Linked DNA regions of Homo sapiens: region 2 is linked to region 1. A link is a loop called in an ENCODE intact Hi-C map of the cell type or tissue named here. Cell type or tissue: PC-3. All regions are shown on one strand.

Region 1 (5,000 bases):
TTTTGACACTATTCCACAAGATAGAGAAAGAAGGAACCTTCCCTAATTCGTTCTATGAAGCCAGCATCACCCTAGTACCAAAACCAGGAAAGGACATAACCAAAAAAGAAAACTACAGATCAATATCCTTGATAAACATAGATGGTAAAATCCTTAACAAAATACTAGCTGACTGAATCCAACAACATATCAAAAAGATAATCCACCATGATCAAGTGGGTTTCATACCAGGGGTGCAGAGATGGTTTAATGTACACAAGTCAATAAATGTGATACACCACATAAACAGAATTAAAAACAAAAATTCCATGATCATCTCAATAGATGCAGAAAAAGCATTCAACAAAATCCAGCATCCCTTTATGATTAAAGCTCTCAGCAAAATCAGCATACAAGGGACATACATTAATGTAATAAAAACTATCTATGACAAACCCACAGCCAACGTAATACTGAATGGGGAAAAGTTGAAAGAATTCCCTCTGAGAACTGGAACAAGACAATGATGCCCACTCTCACCACTCTTCTTCAACATAGTAATGGAAGTCCTAGCAAGAGCAATCAGACAAGAGGGAGAAATAAAGGGCATCCAAATCGGTAAAGAGGAAGTCAAACTGTCACTGTTTGCTGATGATATGATTATTTACCTTGAAAACTCTAAGAACTCCTCCAGCAAGCTCCTAGAACTGATAAATGAATTCAAGAAAGTTTCTGGATACAAGATTAATGTACACAAATCAGTAGCTCTTCTATATACCAACAGTGACCAAGGGGAGAATCAAATCAAGAACTCAACCCATTTTACAATAGCTGTAAAAAAAATAAAATAAAATACTTAAGAATATACCTAACAAAGGAGTCGAGAGACTTCTACAAGGAAAACTACAAAACACTGCTGAAAGGAATCATAGACAATACAAACAAATGGGAACACATCCCGTGATCATGGATGGGTAGAATCAATATTGTGAAAATGCCCATACTGCCAAAAGCAACCTACAAATTCAACACAATCCCCATCAAAATAACACCATCATTCTTCACAGAATTAGAAAAAACAATTCTAAAACTCAGATGGAACCAAAAAAGAGCCTGCATAGCCAAAGCAAGACCAAGCAAAAAGTACAAATCTGGAGGCATCACACTACCTGATTTCAAATTATACTATAAGGCCATAGTCACCAAAATGGCATGGTACTGGTATAAAAATAGACATATAGACCAATGGAACAGAATAGAGAACCCGGAGATAAACCCAAATACTTACAGCCAACTGATCTTCAACAAAGCAAACAAAAACATAAAGTGGGGAAAAGGATAACCTTTTCAACAAATGGTGCTGAGATAATTGGCTAGCCACACATAGGAGAATGAAACTAGATCCTATCTCTCACCGTATACAAAAATCAACTCAAGATGGATTAAGGGCTTAAACCTAAGACGTGAAACTATGAAATTTTAGAAGATAACTTTGGAAAAACCCTTCTAGACATTGGCTTAGGCAAGGATTTCATGACCAAGAACCCAAAAGCAAATGCAATAAAAACAAAGATAAATAGCTGGGACCTCATTAAACTTTACGAGCTTTTGCAGGGCAAAAGGAACAGTCAGCAGAGTAAACAGACAACCCACAGAGTGGGAGAAAAATCTTCACAATCTATACCTCTGACAAAGGGTAGTATCCAGAATCTACAAGGACCCCAAACAAATCAGTAAGAAAAAAACAAACAATCCCATCAAAAAGTAGGCTAAGGGCATGAGTAGGCAATTCACAAAAGAAGATATACAAATGGCAAGCAAACATATGAAAAAATGCTCAACATCACTAATGATCAAGGAAATGCAAATCAAAAACACAAAATGTGATACCACCGTACTTCTGCAAGAATGGCCATAATAAAAAAATTTTAAAAAACAGTAGATGTTGGCATGGAAGGGGTGATCAGGAAACACTTCTACACTGCTGGTGGGAATGCAAACTAGTACAGCCATTATGGGAAACAGTGTGGGGATTCCTTAAAGAACTAAAAGTAGAACTACCACTTGATCCAGCAGTCCCACTACTAGGTATCTACCCAGAGGAAAAGAAGTCATTATTTGAAAAAGACACTTGTACACGTATGTTTATAGCAGCACAATTCACAATTGCAAAACTGTGGAACTAACCCAAATGTCCATCAGTCAATAAGTGGATAAAGAAACTGTGGTGTACAGATATATATACAATGAAATACTACACAGCTATGAAAAGGAATGAATTAACAGCATTTGCAGTGACCTGGATGAGATTGGAGACTATTATTCTAAGTGAAGTAACTCAGGAATAGAAAAGCAAACATCATATGTTCTCACTGATATGTGGGATCTAAGCTATGAGGACACAAAGATATAAGAATGATACAATGGACTTTGGGGACTTGGGGGGAAGAGTGGGAGGGGGGTGAGGGATAAAAGATTACAAATATGGTGCAGTGTATACTGCTTGGGTGATGGGTGCACCAAAATCTCACAAATCACCACTAAAGAACTTACTTATATAACTAAATATACCACCTGTACCCTAATAACTTATGGAAAAAAATTTTATAAAAAGTAATAGATTTAAGTCAGAAGTTTATTGAAGCAAAGTAAAGTACATTCGGAAGGGACCAAGTGGAAAATTTAAAAGATTGAGTGCCCCGCTTGATCATTGGTTCAAGGCTTTTATAGAGTTACTGTATCCTGATTCTTCCTGATCTCCTCCCCTCATCCTTCTTGGGGGAACTGTTGGCTAATCCTTGCATGCGCAGTAACTTGCTAATATCTGTCAGGGGCTGCATGTGCCGTTTGGTGGCTGAAGTTGTGTGTATGCTCTCCATGACAATTTTTCGTTACTGGTCTAGTGCCCCCAAAGGAAGGTCACATATCAGGCAAACTCTGACGTTTTGCCCCTTCTTGAGCATGCCTGGACATATCCCCGAAGGAAGGCCAAACTCCGCCATTTTGCCCCTTACTGCAGATGCCTGGTCATGTTTGCTTAGTTCCTGGGATCTTATGAGGAAGTTGTTGCTCATAAGCTCAAGATGTTTCCTGTTTGGGAGGAAATTTTCCCCTTCTTGGTGCCAGCCATGACCATCTGTCATTCCCAAGGAGGCCCCTGACAATTGCATGACAGTCACCTGACTGTTGCCTGACATTCCTTGGGGCACTCTCCTACCCTGCTCATATCTGCCTATCTGCCTAAGTAACATGAAGACATTTTAAACCTTCTCAGTGGTTCTCCCATTTCTTCTCTCTCTCTCTCCCCCACTTTCCCTTCAAACCACCTCAAAACTCCTTTCTATTTCTACTCAGCAAAATGGAGATTAAAACCTCACTAAAATGTGTCTTTGCCCACCCCTGCCTTCCCATTTCACAGCGCACTTCTTTCTTCAAACAGATTTAGATTTACAGAGGAAAAAAGGCAGAAATTCTCTTTACCGGCTTCAGACACTTAAAGAAAATCTGTCCTTTTCATCTCTACACGTTAAAATATTTGCTATAATAAGTGTAGATTCAAGAGCCATTTGGACATATCTGGCTTTTAAATAGTGTTGACTAATGACCAACTTAACTTAGATCTTTGAATCTATGTGTGGTGTTATGATATATATTAGTTTTCATCTGAGGTCTAGCTCATAACTCCCACAGCCCTTGTTACAGTCTTTTGTTATAATGTTGGGTGTGTTAGGCCTCAGGGGCAGGCCCCTGACCTTCTCCTTCTCTCCTTTCACCTGTTCCTGCCTTTCTGATTGTGGCTTTTAAGACCTTCCCCAGAGAGAGTACTGCCCTATACCCTGGGGGAAGGAATGCTGATGTCATGAAGCCTCCATAAAATCCCAGAAGGACAGGGTTCAGTGAGCTTCCACATAGCTGAACACTTGGACTTTCATGGAGGTTGGCACAGCCAGGTAAGGCATGGAAGCTCCACACCCCTTCCCCCATACCTCACCCTATATGCATCTCTTAATCGGTAACATTTGCAATATCCTTTATAATAAACTAGCAAACATAAGTAAGTGTTCCCCTGGGTTCTGTGAGCCACTCCAGCAAATTAATTGAACCCAAAGAGAGGATTATGAGTATGCCAACTTGGAGGTGGCCGGTTAGAAGCTCCAGAGGCCCACACTTGTGACTGGTGTGGTGGGGGGCAGTCTTGGGAACTGAACCTTCAACCGGTGGGATCTGACATTATCTCCAGGTAGACAGCGTTGGAACTGAATTACAGGACACCCAGCTAGTGTTGGCTGCTTGGTGTGGGGGGGAAACCTCACATGTTTGTTCGTAGAAGGCTTCATCTGTGTTGATGATTTTTGTGGTGTGAGAGTAGAGGAAAAATGCCATCAGGGAGAGTTTTCTCTACACCCTATAGCTCCTAGATGCTTTTTATTTAAGACATTCAAACCTTGTGAAAAACAAACAAACACAAAAATCTTTTTATTTAAGACGGTCAAACCTTGTTCAAAACAGCACAGACATTAACTCGGAATTTAGGATTTATTATTGATTAATTGACATTATCTTCAGTCTGTTCATATTATTAAGTGATATAAGTCAGGTACACACACACATGTATGGGGAGTGTGTGGGAGTGTCTGCATGAAGTATACTGTCAGAAAATATACTCATTTCAAAGAAACACTGATTTAGGCCCTGGCAAATAAGGAAACATTTCTATTTCTTCTAGAAATAACACATTCATTTGCCAACATCTGATCTATCCATATGACCTCTTAATACACACATGAAATAATAAAGTGTATTTTTCATTCATTTAATAAGCATGTGATTCACGTGACACTGTAAGCCTTTTTTTTTTTTTTTTTTTTTTTTTTGAGACAGACCCTTTTTCTGTCGCCCAGGCTGGAGTGCAGTGGTGTGATCTCTGCTCACTGCAACCTCCACCTCCTGAGTTCAAGCGATTCTCCTGCCTCAGCCTCCCAAGTAGCCGGGACTACAGGCACGGGACACCACGCCTGGCT
Region 2 (5,000 bases), 55 kb after region 1:
ACACAATACGACACACGTATAGAAAAAATAAAAATACAAATATAAATTTCTCATAACCTCAACACACTCCCAAATAATCACTGCTAATTCTTAGTTATTTTCTTCTATTCTTTTTCCAAGCAAGTATGATACTAATAGCAATTACCTGGATTGTACAGTTTTAATTTCTTTTTTTAATTTAGCATTTTATCATGAGCATTTTTCCATATCACTTAACATTATTTCAAACATTACTTATATGGATACAAAATGTTTCACCCTAAAAAGATTTTGTAACTTATGTATTTGCCAATTATTGGATATTCAGGCTGTTTCTAGCTTTTCCCAATTATTAAAATTATCAGCAAGGAACATCTTTGAACTGAAACATTGGCTTATCTCTGAATATTTCCTTAGTAAAATAACTATGTCAAAGAATATGACTATTTTAAGACTATTAATATATGTTGCAAAAAATACTTCTCTAAAGGTTATACCAGGTTACACTCCAAGCCACACTGCTTGAGAGTTCTCATCTTACTGTGCTGCTGCAGGAAATGTTTTTCATTAAAAAAAATCTTTATCCACATATTAGGTTAAAGTGGTATTTCAGTGTTGTTTTACTTAACACTTTTGGACTACTGGTGTGAATAAAAATGGTTTTAATATTTTTATTAGCCATTTATCTTCTGTTAATTTTCTGTTTGTCTCTTCGCTTATTTTCTATTGGGGTTGCATAGTTTTTTACTTTTTGCAAGAGTTCTTTATGTATTAGATAGATGAACCTTCTCCAGCTCACATTTATTGTAATTATATATTCCAATTTTTAGTCCCCTTTTTACTTTTGTTCATGGTGTTTTATACAGTCAAATTTATTGATTTTTTTTCTTTTGTAACTTCTTTCTTTGCTTTAATAATTTGAGGGCTTTTATCTTAAGAGTAGATAAATGTTTAGCTACATTTTCCGTATTTGTGATTTTTTAACCTAGCTCTTAATCTGTTTGGAATTTATCTTAATATAAGGTAGGGATACAAGTTTATTTTTTCCCACTATACGTCTCAGGACCATTTGTTACATGTGCCCTACTTTGCTTATTGCTTTGTGTCACAGATAAAATTTTATGTATCATCTATCATGTGTAGACACCTCAGATATAAATTACATTTTACAAATAACATCTCAATAGAAACAAGTAGAAAAAAAAGAACTCTGGTGCAACCCATTGAGAGAAACATACTACATTACAACTATAACAATGATGTAACTAAATTTCTATTTGCCTTCTAAACCTTTTTATTGCTTGTAGCCATTTGCTAACTCCTGAAGAAACTTTTACCTTTTCTTGTCCCAGGGAGTTGATTATTTAATTACAGTAGCATAAGACAAAATGATAAGGATTGGAATCCGCAATGAGCCCTTTCACTGGGATGAAGCAGAGGCTGATGGGACTGGGTGGTAGGTGGGTAAGGTGGCAGATAGATGCAAGAGCAGGAACCACTCACCAGGCACTAGGAAAAGCTCCATCTAGCCAGGCATATTGGCAATAGTGTGCCCTGACTAGTCTTTGGGGGCAAAACATAACAGTCTCCTAAAAAGTGGCTCAGAACAGGTAATTCCTAGACATATGCCCAGGCGTGAACAGGACAACTTATTGAGGTATGGAAATAAAATCTTATATTTTTTCTTATCCGCTCACAAATTTTCTTTTTCTTGTATTTTGTAAAATAGATAATATTTTGACATAATAGTGCAAGAACATAACTTATTGAAAATAAATATACGTAATGGAGGTGCTTGCACTTTTTTTTTTTTTTTTTTTTTTTTTTTTACTAATAGATACGGTATCCAATAAAATTGGTAATCACTTGTCTGGATCATGTGACTTCAGGAAGCTCTATACACCAGCTTGCAGTTCATGGATGGGACAGGAAGAGAGTATCTTAAGCCTATGTTGGAAGGCCAGGTGGACTGGAGTCTCAGGGACGGAAGATAAGCACAGGGAATTAAAGCAGAAGCCAGTAGTAATCAGAGATAAGACGTATGTTCAAGTTAACTGCAGCAGGATGGTGTGGTGCTGGGCTCCTGAATCTGTTTCTGCCTAAAGTCATATCTGTAAAGATCAAGGAGGAGGAGCCAGAGCAGCAGGTGAGGTTCAAGTGATTAATAACACTGGAAAGGAGAACAGGTTGCAGAAACTATGGCTCAGGCTACCTATTCAGCCATTTTCATTTTTTGTAATGCAAGTGCCTATTACATAATCAAGGGTATCCTTAGTAACATATGAAGCCTACATTCTATTTCCATTTTTAAAAAGTTCACCAGTAAACAATTGTACAGCAAATTTTATCAATGTAAAAAGCCATTGTACTCTATCCAGTCAAACCATATTCACCTCTCCTAAAGTGCCCATTACGGAGGCTCTGGGAAATTGAAGTTGCCCTTAATCTTGAGTTACAATGGGCAGGGCCTCTTTTTTTCTCTAAATTTTACTCAATAAATGCAGGCTTCCTATGCATTAAATGGTGCCCACAAACATTGAAACTACTAGCTCACCTCCTGAAATTCAGCACTTTACTATGTGTCTTTCAATGTAAGAGCATTCACTAATTTAACAAGCATTACATAACATGTGTCATTAATGAGTTCAGTTAGCTAGGCCATGGAATAGATATTCCTGTAAATCAACTCCTTTACAGTTACTAACTGACTTAGTTTCATGGCAGAGGCATTTATTTCAATTAGACTGTGGTTCCTGTTGAGATAAAATGAGATCAACTATGTGACATGATTTTGAAAACCATATTATATTGGTGCATGAATGTATATGTGTGTGGGTGTAGGTAGTTTACAGACAGAATGTGTAACATAGGCATGTGGCTTGTAACTGAAACTTTTACAAAACCTAGTTCATTCTCATTCTATAAAAGTGTGTACACACATGTGCATATACACACACACACTGTGATAATGTATCTGTGTATTTGAGGGTTATAAATATTTAGTTGTAGAGTTCTGACAAAGTAGTAAAATAGTCTCACTTCATCTGGATAAAGATCACCATCTGGAACTATAAAAATTGCAATGATTCCAAATTGTTGAATAGTTGGATTGCATATTTACTTTTCAGTAGTATGTTGGCATGCATGTAGATCCAGCCTTCCTTTCAACAAAGAACAGTGGTGGAAGATTCCCTTAAATGGTTACTCTTTCCTCAATAAGAGCAACCATATAAAAATTATAGAACTATTAGTCATCATAGTTGAAAGTATCGCATAAGATTAACAGAGTCCCCATCTGGTGATATGTTTTTACATCAGATTTATTAAGATCAGAGCGGGTTTTAACTAGAGCAATGACACTGCTATTATTAAATAAGAGACGGAAGGCCTAATACATAATTGTCTATTTCTTTCTAGACATTTATGTGTTTTTATTAGGATAATGAATACAGAATTATCAACATCATGATCATAGTTTTTTTGGTTTTTAAGTAGTATCTGTAATGGCAAGCTCATTTTTATTTTATAACCTACCCACACACAGACCTACAGTGAAGCAAAACAGATGCTGAAATATGTTTGTTGCCATTGGCTTTGAAGAAACCTCAGAGAGGTTTGCCTCAGTATTTTAAAAGCAAAATGGTTGGTACCTTTCTGAATAGATGTCATTGTGTCCTTCAAACAAAGCTGACACTGTAGAAAAGAAATGGATTGCCTTGTCTTTTTACCAGTGAACATCTTCACCTGAACAAAACTCATCAGGAAAAATAAAGGATTTTCGAAGTGTAGTTGTTGTTTAAGCAGATACTAGTTATTCCATCCTTACAAATATTTTATATATAATATATACATTTATATATAATATTTATATGTATATTTCATCACACACCAACATCCACAGACACACACACACACTTGTTTGACTACTTCCTCTATTCCTTGAAACGCTTTTGAGAGACCTGAAATATCCTTGTATGGCAAGAGGGGAATGGAATCAAGCTGATTTTTCCATTTTTACAATGTGCCTGGGATTGTGCTTTGCAGTTTAGTGGCATTTTCTGATTCAACCTCACAGAGCCCTGCATGGTATAATATTGTCTACATTTAAGATGAGAAAAGCAAGATGTGGAGAGGCTAGGAAATCTTCCCAAAGGCACGAAGCTCCTGGCAGAACCAGGATTTGAGGCCAAGTATCAAGGTTACAGTACAGATAGACATACATACACTCAATTATAAGTAAAGTTTTTATGAGGCTGGGTTTGACAGCAACATGATAAGTAGAAGTTTTTGATTTGGTAAGATTTTTCGAAAACTCAGAGAGTTTATTGCCAAATTTATTTTTCTCCTAGAAACATTTTTGTTGTTGTTGTTGCTGGCATGGACAGTTATAAAAATAAATTAGAAGTAAACAGATAACAGTTTCCTGGCTGCCTTCATGTCTGTGAGCCTAACACGGCTCCCAGAAGGAAAAAATATGCCTCAAGGAGGCTTATATGATATTGCTTATTTAGGGAACCTTTGACCACTTATTTACAATATCCAGTTACAGCTGTGCTACTTTCCTTTTTGGGCAAAAGCACATATTCGCTTGACCATTATTTTGGAGGAAGCTGATATTGCCTGTCACTTCCAACATGTCCTTGTGTACCCTAGCTCATAATTGCAGCATTTAAGCTTGGAGCTCCCCTAACAACACAATTATTGCCAAATTTACCATCGTTGGGAACATTGGTGAGGCCTGCTTCAGAGGCCTCTTTGTCAGCAAGAAGCATGTTGCAGATATGCTTCACCTTGCATCATAAATGCATTTCTAAAAGTAGTTTCCTATTGAATTATTTTGTAATAACATGTTTTTCTAACTACAAAATAAACACATGTTCATTGTGGACAAATTGGGAACTTCAGAAAATTCCCAATAAATATTCCAATATTTATTAATATTTTATAAAATACACATAACCTGTCATTGCAGCTTCCAGGGATAGCCATCATTAAAACGTGTTGGTTTATTTCCTGAATAA

What was found. Peaks named below come from ENCODE experiments on the same cell type or tissue, not always from the same donor. Only the 100,000 strongest peaks of a DNase experiment are listed, where the experiment ranks them.
Region 2: a loop joins it to region 1, with 7 times the contacts of the local background. A loop is called at or near these places in 1 of 110 quality-filtered maps.

Annotation. Positions count from the first base shown.
Region 1 is chr5:59,299,965-59,304,964 of GRCh38, reverse strand. All of the region lies in intron 1 of PDE4D (phosphodiesterase 4D), which reads left to right. Among named protein-coding and RNA genes, the nearest start is that of PDE4D-AS1, 260 kb to the right of the region's middle. In PC-3, no CTCF peak of the experiment used is centred here; no DNase peak of the experiment used is centred here; H3K27ac peaks cover 998 bases.
Region 2 is chr5:59,244,851-59,249,850 of GRCh38, reverse strand. The region is part of intron 1 of PDE4D (phosphodiesterase 4D); the gene reads left to right. Among named protein-coding and RNA genes, the nearest start is that of PDE4D-AS1, 210 kb to the right of the region's middle. In PC-3, no CTCF peak of the experiment used is centred here; no DNase peak of the experiment used is centred here; H3K27ac peaks cover 1,253 bases.